2 separate regions of the Homo sapiens genome follow, and region 1 is linked to region 2. A link is a contact called in ENCODE Hi-C or POLR2A ChIA-PET data. All regions are on one chromosome and are shown on one strand. The core of a region is the stretch at or near the end of the contact, and the rest is flanking DNA. Distances in the headings are between cores, read along the strand shown. Region 1 overlaps UBASH3B (ubiquitin associated and SH3 domain containing B). Region 2 has its middle 23 kb from the start of TRK-TTT2-1.

What was found. Hi-C counts contacts between places; a loop is a spot of excess contacts on that map. ChIA-PET counts read pairs that join two places held with the same protein, here RNA polymerase II (POLR2A). Pooled maps may share reads with other maps.
Region 1: a pooled map shows a loop between it and region 2 (2.7-fold over the local background). The contact joins two enhancer-like sites. A Hi-C loop is called at or near these places in 6 of 50 pooled maps. POLR2A ChIA-PET finds 5 or more read pairs at or near these places in 2 of 52 experiments (activated CD4-positive, alpha-beta T cell and activated T-cell).

What each region holds. Positions count from the first base shown.
Region 1 is chr11:122,714,350-122,721,936 of GRCh38, reverse strand. All of the region lies in intron 1 of UBASH3B (ubiquitin associated and SH3 domain containing B), which reads right to left. Among named protein-coding and RNA genes, the nearest start is that of UBASH3B, 62 kb to the right of the region's middle. Within about 2 kb of position 4,601, at least 10 of the 41 ENCODE cell types and tissues checked have a DNase peak (open chromatin) inside an H3K27ac peak, as active enhancers do.
Region 2 is chr11:122,579,206-122,586,571 of GRCh38, reverse strand. It overlaps the pseudogene RNU6-592P. Among named protein-coding and RNA genes, the nearest start is that of TRK-TTT2-1, 23 kb to the right of the region's middle. Within about 2 kb of position 5,436, at least 35 of the 41 ENCODE cell types and tissues checked have a DNase peak (open chromatin) inside an H3K27ac peak, as active enhancers do.

The sequences.
Region 1 (7,587 bases), core at 3,352-5,851, 140 kb before region 2:
TCTATGAATGTCATTCTTTGACTCCTTAAGAAAAAGAAGCCTCTCTCTGCTAAGAGGCATCCCCAAAGAACAGAGTAGCATGTTTCTAAATTTCACCCAATAGCAGTGAAATGCATTAACGGATTTGCCAATGAGCTACTAAGCCTAAGAAGTTATGTTAGGAGACCTGGAAAAGAAGGGTTAAAAGTGAGCAACCTCACTAGGGTAAAAAGGAAAGATCCTGGAAGGCTTTTGGAAACCACTAAGTAACAAATGTAGCTCCCACCTCCCACCCACGCACCACTGGAAATAACTTTAAATAATGCATCTGAGAATGTCTGCAGAACAGGCAGTCTGGATTAAGGACTTTTAAAGGGATGGTGTTTGAACAAGGATTCTTTCAGGGAAACCATCTTGAGAATTACTGAACTCTCAGGCAAGCTCACTCTGACAAATATCCTTAAGCAAGCTTTGAGCTAGAGCTGAAATCCTGGTGTGGTAAATATCATCATACGGGAAAGCAATTTATAGCAAAAAAGATTTAGTGGTCCTCCCAGCCACCACATTCCCACTCCCACCCCCCCGTAGTGCTGTGGAAGATTTGCTTACTCTAAGTGAACAGAATTCCATAAAGAGCTTGGCTGGTCAGTCAGCATCTGTTGTAGAAACTGACCTAGAGTCATTCATTCTTTTTTTTTTTTTTTTTTTTTTTTGAGACACAGTCTTGCTCTGTTGCCCAGACTGGAGTGCAGTGCCGCGATCTTGGCTCACTGCAAACCTCCACCACCGGGTTCAAGCGATTCTCCTGACTCAGCCTCCAGAGTAGCTGGGACTACAGGCACACGCCACCACGCCTGGCTAATTTTTTGTATTTTTGGTAGAGACGGGGTTTCACCGTGTGAGCCGGGATGGTCTCCATCTCCTGACCTTGTGATCTGCCCACCTCGGCCTCCCAAAGTGCTGGGATTACAGGCGTGAGCCACCGCGCCTGGCCGAGTCATTCATTCTTTTAACATCTACTATGTGTCAGACATTTTTCTAGCCTTGGGGATATAGCAGAGAAAAAAAAAATACAAAGATTTTTGACCTCATGCAGTTTATATTCTAGGGGAGAGGACAGTTATAGTAAGCGTTTTGGAAAAAATAAGGCAGGGAAGGGTGGGAAGGGATTCCTATTTTGCATGGAAAGATTAGATAAAGGTAATGAATGAGTCAGGGAGGGAGAGCTCTGTGGATAGCTGTGTGAAGAGCCTTCCTGGAAGAGCAAGCACAAAGGCCCCAGGCAATGGCGTGTGTAGTGTATTCAAGGAACAAAGAATAGACCATGTGGCTTCAGCTGAATGGGCAAGGAGGTACATGCTAGGAAACAGATTCAGAGAGGTAGCAAGGGAACACCCTAGAGACAGGAAGGCTTTAGATTTAACTTTGTAACACAGAGAACGTTGGGGCATTTTGAGCAGTGGAGTGATTCCATCTGCCTTACACTTTGAAAGGATCTCCAACTATTCTGATGAGAAGAGACTACAAGAAAGCAAAAGCCAAAACAGGGAGACCAGTTTGGAGGCAATTGCAATAATACAAGCAAGAGAGAATGCCAGGGATTTGGATCTGTGGAAGCGGCGAAGCTGACAGATTCACTGATGGACTGGATGGAAAAAGTGAGGCGCTAAGGGTGACTCCAAGGCATTAGAATGAACATCTGGAAGAAAGAGTTATCCTGCTTGGAGATGACAAGACTGTGGGAGGACCCATGTTTGAGATGCCTATTTGACATCCATAGGAGATGCTGAGTACGGAGTCTGGAAAATGGGAGAGAGGACTGGGTGGGGGATGTAAGTGCAGGAGTTGTCAGCATATGGATAGTACATAAAGCCAGGAGTTTGGAGACTACTATGGGGGTGAGTTTAGACAAAGGAGAGAAGGGGTCCATGGTTTTCAGCTGAGGGCTCTCCAATATTTACAGGTGAGGAGATGAGGAAGCCAGCCAAGGAGTTGGAGCAGAAGCAGGCACTGCAGTAGGAGGACTAAGAGAGAAGAAACTCCTAGAAGCCAAGGGTCTTTAAGGAAGCATCGAGAGAGGACTGATCGCCTGCATCCAATGCTGCTGATGGAGGATGGAATTGCTCACAATATATGGCACTACTGTGGCCATTAGTGACCTTGATGACAGCAGCTTTGGGGGGCAGTGTGACAGAAGCCTGATTGAAATAAGTTTAAGAGAAAAGAGGAGGATAGGAAGTGGAAACAGCCAGTAGAGACAACTTGTTTGGGAAGTGTTACTGTTCAAGAATCTGATTTAACACTTTAGGTTTTGCAAGAAGAGAAACAGATGAAATGATCTTTCCAGCTACTAAGGCTGATTATTACTACCTTTGCTGGGAGGCTCCTTGACCTATGTGATGGGATACATAGATGCCTGGTTCTGATGAACTCATGATGTGAACCACAGGTTTTTCCCTCTCAGAGACTTATTTTAAGGAGGACGAAGGGGAAAAGACAAGGAGAGAGTAATGAAAGAAAGGGACAAGAAAAATGGTAAGAAAGACTTTTAAAGAGTTTCAAGCCATGTTAAGTTTCCTAAACCATTTCTTTTCCATTGCAAACATCACTAACATAACTCCCAAATTTCCTGGTTAAATTTAGCACAGATGTAAAATTTTGAGCACTGGTGGACATGGGTATCTAAACCAATCATCTGATGAGGAAATTGAAGCTTAGAGAAGGGAATTGACTTCCGGGCACTCCCAATTATTAGCCGCGTGGTCTTAGACAAGTTACTTTTAACCTCAGCGTGTTAGTTAATCCATCTGTAAATTGGCAGTGTAAGAATACCCATCACCAATCTAACGTAATCATGCTTAGATTGTTCGAACAGCAGCTATCACATGGTAATACTCAGTAAGTGTTTTTTATTTATTTTTGAGAGACGGTCTCAATCTGTCGCCCAGGCTGGAGTGCAGTGGATCAATCATGGCTCACTGCAGCCCCAGCCTCCTGAGCTCTGGTGGTCCTCCTGCCTCAACCTCCCAGGTTTCTGGGACTACAGGCATGTAGCAAAATGCCCAGCTAATTTTTTGTATTTTTAGGTGAGACGGTGTTTCACCATGTTGCCCAGGCTGGGTTATTCTTTATTTCTGTTGCCCAAGTCACGTGGAGGAATTGTGTCAGATTGGAGTAAGAAGAGGATGATTCTACCTTATCCCTCCCGCCACAAAACACACACATGCGCTATGAGTTAGCTTTTCATTTCTGACCCTCTAATATCCCTTTTTTGGGGCTCCAATCAAAAAGACTTTTCTTTATTCCATACTATGAATATAAAAAGTACTATAATTGAGGACCTGCTGGGTGCAGTGTTAATTTGCTTTTACATATGTCATCATACTTAATCCTCACACAATCCCTACTATCCCATTTCCCCCCTAAATATCCCATTTGATGGATCAAGAAGCCAGTGTTCAAAGCTTCAATAACTTGCCCAAGGTCACACGGCTGGAGATGGCAGATTCAAACCTGGAGTCTGAGACTCCACATCCTTTCACAAGTCTGCCCAATAATATAACACTAGTACCCAATGCCATGCACTGACTTAGTGACTTGCAAGGAATCTGAGGCGCCAGGGCTCTATGTTAAGTAGTTTTAGAACAAGAAATGCTTCATCCGAAATGTATTTTAAACATTAGACTAGGTAGGTATGCATCCACTTTCTTGGACGTGTTTAAAACTTGGGTGAGGCCGGGCATGGTGGCTCACACCTATAATCCCAGCGCTTTGGGAGGCCAAGGCGGGAGGATCACTTGAGGTTAGGAGCTCGAGGCCTGCCTGGCCAACATGGTGAAACCCCGTCTCTACTACTAAAAATACAAAAATTAGCCAGACTTGGTAGTGGGTGCCTGTAATCCCAGCTACTTGGGAGACTAAGGCAGGAAAATTTCTTGAACCCAGGAGGCGAAGGTTACGGTGAGCCAAGATGGCGCCACTGCACTCCAGTCTGGGTGACAGAGTGAGACTGGTGACAGAGTGAGACTTGTCCGAAAAAAAAAAAAAGAAAGAAAGAAACTTGGGTGAGAAATCCACGTACAGTTGAATTTATTCTCACCAGGCAAGGACTGGCCTAGTGTCATGGGGGGTGGGGGACAGTAGGGGAAGGGAACAGGAAGTCATTTGCTGGTGGTTGACCGGGCCCCCTGTGACTTCTCAGAGTTATAGAACTGCCACCAACAGTCACAGCAGTTCCTGGAGAACAACGAGAAACTTGGGGTCAGCCAGAAGGCACCTGTGGTGATATCACGAGGTACAGCGGTGGAAAATACACACTTTCTAAGGGGCTGTTTCCCCACTTTGCTGAACACAGGGTACCAGAGAAACTAATTATAGCCACTGAGGGCAATTGACATTTACAAGCATCCGTGCTGTGTGCAGTGCTTCTCCCTCTACTGATCTGTGGCCAGAGCCACGCCTAATGCATGTGGTGGAGGCCACAGGATCCAGGCAGCCTGGGTGTGACAAGGACATCCTCCTCCCTACCCCTTCTTACTGCCAGGAAATCTCTCACACTACTGCAGGTCTGCTATATTCTGATGTGATTATCTCCTCGGACTGTGGGGTAGCATCACTTCCTCAGGGGCAGAGAGGGAACCTGGCCCTTCCGCTATCGGTTAGTCCAGGAAGTGGTGGTTCTTAGGACAGGCAATGAGGATTTGGAAGGAAGGCCTTAGGTGGGAGAAGAAGAGAGAATCTCCATGTCTCTGGGCCTTGCTTTCTTATGCTAGTACTCCCAGGAGTCTGGCAAAACTTGAGGACTTTTCTGGGGGCGAGAGGACAGGGATCTCTGTCATACAGTGGTAGCTTTGAGGGAACCCCCTGAGAATGGGCTGGTCCTAAGCATAGTCCTGATCCTGAGCTGCTAGTAAAGTCTTGTTCAGTTTGTTACACCTTGGCCTCGGCTGTGCTATGGGAAATTAAGGCATCAATCTGTGTGACTACTTAGACAGGACGGGAGAAGGGGAGATGAGGCTATAATCATCCTGATTCCATCTAACATCTCCAAATTGTGAGGCTAGAAGAGCCATGACCGACAGCTTCTACCGAGAGAAAAGGCAAGGCTTTTGTCTTTCTCTTCCTTCCAGCAAAGCTTTCTGGGGCTCCCCTCTTTAGCCTGGTCTGCTGTTCAAGATTCAGAAAACTGAACTGGACTCCTTAGACAGGAATTTTACAGAACTGGGTGACATTGTGGTTGCATTACCTGCCTTCAGGTGGAGAAAGGACATGTCTGCAACCCAAACCTCCTTACAGAGCGGGGCAGACTGAAAGCTCTGAGCAAGGTCTCCCACAGGCAACCTTGCCTCAGGAGGTGAAAGGACATCCTGATGTCCCAAGTCTCTGGGTGGACAGCGATTCCCCATGCAAGAGGCCACACAAGGGATATTAGAGGGGCAGAGATGAAAAGCTAACTCACGGCATATGTGTGTGTTTTGTGGAGGGAGGATAAGGTAGAATCATCCTCTTCTTACTACAATCTGACACAATTCCTCCATGTGACTTGGGCAATAGAAATAAAAAATAACCCAGCCTGGGCAACATGGCAAAACACCGTCTCTACTAAAAATACAAAAAAATTAGCTGGGCATTGTGCTACATGCCTGTAGTCCCAGCAAGCTGGGAGGTTGAGGCAGAAGGACCACATGAGCTCAGGAGGCTGGGGCCGCAGTGAGTCATGGATTGAGCCACTGCACTCCAGTCTGGGCAACAGAGTGAGACCCTGTCTCAGAGCTCTCCTCTGCAGCTGAGATCCCCCTTCCTCTCGCAGTTCTCACCAGCCCCAGCTTGCTGCTACTACCGTGCAGTTTTTCTGCCCCCACAGAGGGACACTGCATCACGATCAGGAAATTCCACCTCCTCGTCCTCTCTCCACAGTCCCTGCTGCCTCTAATCCAATACTGGAAAGAGAAAGCTGAAACAGGGACAAAGAAAGGAAGCACTTGAATCTCCTCTGTTTCTGGAGCATTTTCAAATGACAGGAAAATGTAATTTTGACTACAATTCAAGGGGTTGAACACCATGACCCTCTAGTCCTTGGCGGAGGAGTGCTGCCTCTGTCAGCAAATAGTGGCAAAGCCAGGGGACCACGGTGGAGGCTGGAGACCTCTCTCTTTGTGGTTACAGAACCTGGCAATGGCTGGGAAGCCATATGTTGTGTTCTGAGACTCAAGCATAAACTTCTGCTGGATGTTTGGATTTTGGTTTTTTAATTATCCCCTGTTTTGAGAGAGACAAAAGGGGTGTGTGTCTATGTGTGCTTTGAAGGAAGTAGGGGAACAGATGGGTGGAGAGAATAGAAAGAGGAGAGGAGCCGTCATTACTGGGCTTTCGGATCCGTGTTTCTCCAGCAGTTTCTGCTGTGTCTCTTTGGTGACACATTGGGTAAATGGCCCTAAAAGATGATAGCTATGCCAAAGCTACAACAGCCTCAGAGGTTCTATTGATTCAGAAGCTTTCTGGATTGTCTCTGCCGTAGCATATGCACCACCTCATTCTTAACAGACACTGACAGCAGCGCTACAACTGTTTTGAAGGAGGCAACTTTTGATGGCAGCAATGCAAGGTCTGTCCAGACCATGAAGTCCCACCTCAACCGCCAATCAATAATAAGACATGACATCTTAAGTGTTATTTAAATGCTAAGCACTGTGTCAGCATTTAACATTTATCTCGGCTGGGCGCAGTGGCTCATGCCTGTAATCCCAGCACTTTGGGAGGCCGAGGCGGGCGGATCACGAGGTCAGGAGATCGAGACCATCCTGGCTAACACGGTGAAACCCCGTCTCTACTAAAAATACAAAAAATTAGCCGGGTGTGGTAGTGGGCGCCTGTAGTCCCAGCTACGCGGGAGGCTGAGGCAGGAGAATGGCGTGAACCCGGGAGGCGGAGCTTGCAGTGAGCCGAGATCACGCCACTGCACTCCAGCCCGGGCGACAGAGCGAGACTCCATCTCAAAAAACAACAAGAACAACAACAAAAAATTTATTTCATTTAGTCTTCAGAACAACTCTATGACATGGGTACTAAAATTGCACTCACTTTACAGATGAGAGAAGGAGAAGGTAAATACTTTGTACAAGGTTATGCAGATAATGAGTGCATCCCGGGCTCAGACACAGGCTTGCCAGACACCTCTGTTCTTCAACACCATCCTACCCTGCCTTCCCATCATCAGCTGACATTGCTTCACTCTGTGCGAAGATGGAAAGAGGAAGCACATTTCAGGCTTAATTCTCACCATCAGTATCTTCAGTTTTACTGATGAGGAAACTGAGGGTCACAAGTTGTGAAGCAATCTGTCCAAAGTCACACGACCGTGAAGCAGCAGAACCAGGAGTCAGAGCCAGGACTGAGTTCAATCCTTCACTCTCTCCATTTTACCCCGCTGCCTCTGGGCCAAATACCTGGAAAAAGAGGTCTGCCTCTCACTTGCTTCAGGTTTTAAAGTAAAAGCAGAAGAGGAAGTTCAGAAGGTGTTCTTCTTCAGTGTCCCCTAAATATGAGATTTTGAGAAAGGCTTGACCCTAAGGGCCAATAGGTAGCAATTTCAGGAAGGCCGATTTAGAG
Region 2 (7,366 bases), core at 4,187-6,686:
TGAACTCCTGGCCTGAAGCAATCCTCTCATCTCAGCCTCCCAGAGGGTTGGGATTACAGGGGCGAGCCACTGCGCCAGGCCTATGTTGGTAAAATTTAAACAAGAAAGGAACTCGTTAAGAGACTGACAAGTTCTAGACTAGGAGACATATTTGTAAATCACGTATCTGACAAAAGACTTGTATCCAGAATATATAAAGTTTCACTCAAAACTCGTCAGTAAGACAAGCAGATTAAAAAATGGGGAGAAGCTTGAACAGATGTTTCACCAGTGAGGATATATGGGTAGAAAATAAGGTCATGAAAAGCTGTTCAACATCATCATTAAGAAAATGCAAAGTAGGCATTTTCTACTGTGGTGGCTCATGCCTGTAATCCCAGCACTTTGGGAGGCCCAGGTAGGCGGATCACTTGAGGTCAGGAGTTCCAGACTAGCCTGGGCAACATGGGGAAACCCCATCTCTACTAAAAATACAAAAATTAGCCAGGCATGGTGGCATGCACCTGTAATCCTAGCTACTCGGGAGGCTGAGGCAGGAGAATTGCTTGAACCCAGGAGGCAGTGGTTGCAGTGAGCCGAGGTCACGCCACTGCACTCCAGCCTGGGCGACAGAGCAAGATTCCGTCTCGGGGAAAAAAAAAAAAAAAAAGAAAATGCAAAGTAAAACCACAGTGATATATCTCTGTACACGTGCTAGAGAGGCTAAAATTAAAATATGGAAAATACTAGGTGCTGAGAAGGATGTAGAACAACTGGAACGTCTGTACATTGCTAGTAGATGTGAACAATGATATAACCACTCTGGAAAAAGTTTGGAAAATTATTTAACTTTAATTTTAACTTTTTTATAGAGAAGGGATCTCGCTGTGTTTCCCAGGCTGATCTTGATCTTCTGGCCTCAAGCCTTCCTCCTGCCTCTTTTTCTCAGTGCTGAGATTACAGGCATGAGCCACTGTGCCCTGTCTTGAAAATTTCTTGTAAATCATTATACACTCGCCATATGCCCCATAATTCTCACTCCTGGATATTTACCCTAGAAAAATTAAAATGTGTACACAAATCCAGTACACAAATATTTATAGTAATTTTATTTGTAATAGGCAAACCTTGGAAACTACCCACATATTCTTCAACAGGTTTATAGATAAACCGTAGTGCATGCATACAATGGAATATTACTCAGCAAGAGAAAAGAATGAACTGTTGATATAGGTAACAGGTTGTTTGCCATTCTCACACTTGAAACTTAGGCCTGCTCTGTTTCCTTTCATTTGTTATTCATACAGTTTGCACAGTCTTAGATTCACTGGTGTGCATACTCCACACCTGCCTGCCTTTGCTCACGTGGTTTCTCTCTTCCACAAATGTCCTGGTCTTACAAAATAACTGCATACCTACTTATCCTGGATATAGAGACTGGTACCATTCCCTAAGGAGTTCTAAGCCATGAAGCCTGGAAAATGTGAAGACTTTCTGCCACCCACGTGAGATGGGGATAATTAGGAATGGGGAGAGGAGAGGAAATTCGTGCTTATGGGTTCAGAAGTGGACAAGGGGAAGAAGCCAAGGACAATAGGCAGGAATAGAATCCCCAAGGCAGCGTGGAAGGTTGCACATATTCTAGTGCAGTGATCAGTACCCTGCATCTGTCCTCTTCTCATCCGGGCCCTTCTGTGAAATCCTCTGTGGCTCGGGCCATCTGCTTAGTGTCTTCAGGCTTCAGATGAGTCATCTGGAGAATATGGGATTGGAACAAGATAACCTGTATGGGCCACCCCCTTCTAACGTTCAGTAGTTGTACAATTCTTTTTTTTTTTTTTTGAGATGGACTTTTGCTCTTGTCACCCAGGCTGGAGTGCAATGGCTCGATCTCGGCTCACTGCGACTTCTGCCTCCCAGGTTCAAGTGATTCTCCTACCTCAGCCTCCTGAGTAGCTGGGATTACAGCTGCCTGCTACCACGCCCAGCTAATTTTTGTATTGTTTTAGTAGAGACAGGGTTTCACCATGTTGGCCAGGCTGGTCTCAAACTCCTGACCTCAGGTGATCCACCCGCCTTGGTTTCCCAAAGTGCTGGGATTACAGGTGTGAGCCACCATGCCTGGTGGTAGTTCTACAATTGTGATGGGATTATATGACCCTAGGAAGAAGATGCTGTTATTAATCATTTTCATATTACTGTAAATTAATTCAATGAACTAGCTTTCTTGAAAACTGACATAGCCTGGTATTGAAGAAAAGTGAGTTTTGATTGGAATGCAGGAATGGAGCATGCAATTTGGAAGTATGGGGGTATTTTTTATGAAAAGATTAGACTTGAGAGGATGAAGCCCCTCAAGAGGCACTGGTGAGGTTCTAGTATCTTCATGTTAAAGATGAGAAATCAGGTCAAGAAATCTCATCATGTATAATGTCACCCAGCTATCGGGGGAGTTCATCTGAATTTGAACTCAGGATTGTCAAATTCCCCAGTTTAGAAGAGAGGTGCTCTGGGAAGCAGAAGAAAAACACAAGAGGAAGGTGTATTAGACCATTTTCACACTGATAAAGAACTGCCTGAGACTGGGTAATTTATAAAGCAAAGAGGTTTAACTGACTCATAGTTCAGCATGGCTGGGGAGGCCTCAGGAAACTTACAATCATGGTGGAAGGGAAAGGGAAGCAAGGCACCTTCTTCACAAGGCGGCAGGAAGGAGAATGAGTGCAGGAGGAACTACCAAACACTGACAAAGACATCAGATCTCATGAGAACTCACTATCACAAGAACAGCATGGGGGAAACTGCCCCCATGATCCAATTACCTCCACGTGGTCTCTCCCTTGACATGTAAGAATCATGGGGACTACAATTCAAGATGAGATTTGGTATGAGTGAACTCCCATTCACAATTGCTACAAAGAGAATAAAATACCTAGGAATACAACTTACAAGGGACGTGAAGGACCTCTTCAAGGAGAACTACAAACCACTGCTCAAAGAAATAAGAGAGGACACAAACAAATGGAAAACCATTCCATGCTCATGGATAAGAAGAATCAGTATCATGAAAATTACCATACATCCCAAAGTAATTTATAGATTCATTGCTATTCTCATCAAGCTACCATTGACTTTTTTTTTCACAGAATTAGAAAAAACTACTTTACATTTCATATGGAACCAAAAAAGAGCCCAAATAGCCAAGACAATCCTAAGCAAAAAGAACAAAGCTGGAGGCATCACCCTACCTGACTTCAAACTATACTACAAGGCTATAGTAACCAAAACAGCATGGTACTGGTACCAAAACAGATATATACATCAATGGAATAGAATAGAAGCCTCAGAAATAACACCACACATCTACAACCATCTGATCTTTGACAAACCTGACAAAAACAAGCAATGGTGAAATAATTTAATAGGTGTTTTCCCAGCACCTATTTAATAAATGGTGCTGGGAAAACTGGCTAGCTATATGCAGAAAACTGAAACTGGACCCCTTCCTTACACCTTATACAAAAGTTAACTCAAGATGGATTAAAGACTAAAATGTAAAACCTAAAACCATAAAAACCCTAGAAGAAAACCTAGGCAATACCATTCAGGACATAGGCATGGGCAAAGACTTCATGACAAAAACACCAAAAGCAATTGGAACAGAAGCCAAAATTGACATATGGGATCTAATATAACTAAAGACCTTCTGTACAGCAAAAGAAACTATTATCAGAGTGAACAGGCAACCTAGAGAATGGAAGAAAATTTTTGCAATCTATCCATCTGACAAAGGTCTAATATCCAGAATCTACAAGGAACTTAAACAAATTTACAAGAAAAAAACAAACAACCCTATCAAAAAGTGGGCAAAGATATAAATAGACAATTCTCAAAAGAAGACATTTATGCGGCCAACGAACATATGAAAAAAAGCTCATCATCACTGGTCATTTGAGAAATGTAAATTAAAACCACAATGAGATACCATCTCATGCCAGTTAGAATGGTGATCATTAAAAAGTCAGAAAACAACAGATGCTGGTGAGGATATGGAGATACAAAAATGCTTTTACACTGTTGGTGGGAGTGTAAATTAGTTCAACCATTGTGGAAGACAGTGTGGCAATTCCTCAAGGGTCTGGAACAAGGAATACCCTTTGATCCAGCAATCCCACTACTGGGTATATACCCAAAGGATTATATATCATTCTACTATAAAGACACATGCACATGTATGTTTATTGCAGCACTATTTGCAATAGCAAAGACTTGGAACCAACCCAAATGTCCATCAATGATAGACTGGATAAAGAAAATGTGGCACATATATACCATGGAATACTATACAGCCTTAAAAAAGAATGAGTTCATATCCTTTGCAGGGGCATGAATGAAGCTGGAAACCATCATTCTCAGCAAACTAACACAGGAACAGAAAACCAAACAGGGCATCTTCTGACTCATACGTGGGAGCTGAACAATGAGAATACATGGACACAAGGAGGGGAACATCACACACCCATGGCTGTCAGGAGGTGGGGGGCAAGGGGAGGGAGAGCATTAGGACAAATACCTAATGCATGCGGGGCTTAAAACCTAGATGATGGATTGATAGGTGCAGCAAACCACCATGGCACATGTATACCTATGTAACAAACCTGCATGTTCTGCACATGTATCCCAGAACTTAAAGTAAAATAAAAATAAAAAAAAGAGAGAGGTTATACATATCTCTCTGAGTGGCTGAAAAGAAAAAAAAAAAGATGAGATTTGGTTGGGGACACAAAGTCTAACCATATCAGAAGAGAAGAGGATGCTGGAGCTTAGCTCAGTTACTCTGAAAATTTCCTTAGGCCAAGCTGAGGAGGTAGGGGGAAAACAGTACCTCGATATTTCCTTTTTCTGTCCCTGGGTCCTTTCCTAGGCTTTGTGCTCCCGGCCCAGAGGCCAAGACGAGAAAGGAATGGCAGGAAGATTTGGGACTTTTTATGCAGCCAGTCAAGTAAGGTCATTATGAGTCTCTTGCCCAAATAATAGCAGGGCCCTAGGGTAATTCTTTGGTTCCTAGACGCATGAATGGTCTGCTGTATTAACCGGAGCTGGAAGATGGTAAGTTTGGAGAGCAAGTGCTCACATGCTGTGCATCCGGACAAGACTGTGCTTCCGTGACTAAGGTCTATGAATACACCGAGCACGTGGTTGGGCCTGACACCCGTGTCAGGTACTGGTAGGAGCAAGCAGTACTGTGTAATGTAGTTCTTTGAGAGGAAGATCTCAGCCACCATCAGAAGCATAAAAAGAAGGGTTTTGTTTGCATTAAGTCTGGAAAGAAACAGTTCACACCACTGGGTGGCAGTATGGCGCGCCTCTTTGTTTTTCCTGAGTGGCAATACTGTATTTTCCAGACTTACTAAGGAACCATGTTCCTCTCGGCCATATATAACTACCCTTTGCTTCCTGTCCTGCTCCCTGTGTCTCTGTCCCTACGCATTCTGAGCGTCAGCTGTGTGTGTGTGTGTGTGTGTGTGTGTGTGTGTGTGTGTGTGTGGTTGTCGTTGTCAGTGGTGATTTAGGAGAGGAATAAACATTTCCGATCAGTTCCGTCTTCTTTCCACACATTGACTTTCTGTACCTCTGAACTGCTGGGTTAGGTCCTTGTTAAATCTTTATTAATAAAGATTTATAGTGAATAATAATAATTTAAAAAAAAACCGGCAAGCCTACACACAACACTCTTGGGGAAGTTCATCTCTAGACTGAGATGTAAAATACTTCTGCTGAAAATATTCTTTGGGGGAAAAACCCTAAAGACAAGAAGGGACGTATTCTTTGAAAGATGAACTGGCGCTGCTTTCCCAGGGCAGAGGCAGAGGCGGAGGCAGCAGCAGACGGCGCCAGAAGTTACCTGCAGAGCTGCCCTGCCATCTGGTGGACAAAGGGGCACCTGCAGCTTGCAAACCGAATTGCAGGGCTCCCAAGATTTTAACATTTTAAATTTTTTCCACACCTCACCTGGATCAAGATTTTTATGAATTATTAAGCAAAACGAGAGAACTATCAAACTAGCAAGCAAAAAAGCCAATAAAATCCCTGTTATATATAAAGTTTCGGTGCCGCAAAAGAAATAGCACTCGAATATAAAATTTTCTTTTAATTCTCAGCAAGGCAAGGTACTTCTATAGAAGGGTGTGCCCTTACAGACAGAGCAATGGTGAGCGCACACTTGGACAAGGGATGGGAAGGGGTTCTTATCCCGGTCGCACGTGGCCCCTGCTGCTGTGTCCTTCCCCTATTGGCTAGGGTTAGACCGCACAGGCTAAACTAATTCCGATTGGTTAATTTAAAGAGAGTAACGGGGTGAGTGGTTTGGCGGGGAAAAAAAATGGTTATGCAGGGCGGAGAATGAGTCAGAGAGCAGCAGGTAGCAGGTAATCTGAATAAGTCAGGGTGGAGCAGGTGATCGGAATGAGTCAGGGTGGAGTAGATAATCGAAAAAGGTTGCTTTACGAGGAAGTTAAGTTTAAAAGTAGAAGGCAAAGAATTGAACATACTGACATATTGATTCTTTGAAGAGAAATTTAGAACTTATATCTAACAGCCCGAATAAATAAATAAAGACAATGCATGGTTGCCAGCTTTTTCTTTTGCTAATATTTTAAAAAATTGCATCTATGTTTGGCGTCCTCTTACCTCTAAAGGGCAATAACTTCCAAAGAGCTTGTGTATGGAAGCTCCAAAAGCGAACGAGAAAGTGTTGTTTTTTTTTCCCCCTGAGAGAGAGAAAAAAAGGACAACCCTTTTAATTGAATATTTAGCTTAATGGAATGATTATTACATCTTTCTTATTTTTATAATTCTGTTATAAAGGGGTGAAAAATTTATCAAGTTTCGGTAGTGGTCTAAGGATTGATATTTGAGAACCACTGGTCTAAAAGACTTCATGCAAATATTTTATAAATATCTGAGAACTCTGAAATATTTCAGCATAGGGACTTGGAGTTAAAGCACTGTATTCAATGTATTCAAAATGGCCTTTAGGGCCCATTTTAAAGCAAATATTTTATTAAAAATTGCCATTATTTCACTTTTTTCTGAGTCTTGCGGATTCTTACTGGCCTCTCACATTTGTTTCATCTTTTCCTGGCTTGGGAGGCCATTGCCTGATTTCAGCGTCATCACAGCACTTTCCTGAGGGCTGCGTGTTTCTTAGGTTGTCTCTGTTGATTGTACAAATTAAGCTTGGGCACCTACCACTTGGTATGTGTGTCCTTATAAAGTGCATAATGTGCTTCAGCAGCACGTATACTAAAATTGGAACACTACAGAGAAGATTAGCATGGCCCCTGTGCAAGGATGACACACAAATTTGTGAAGCATTCCTTGTTTT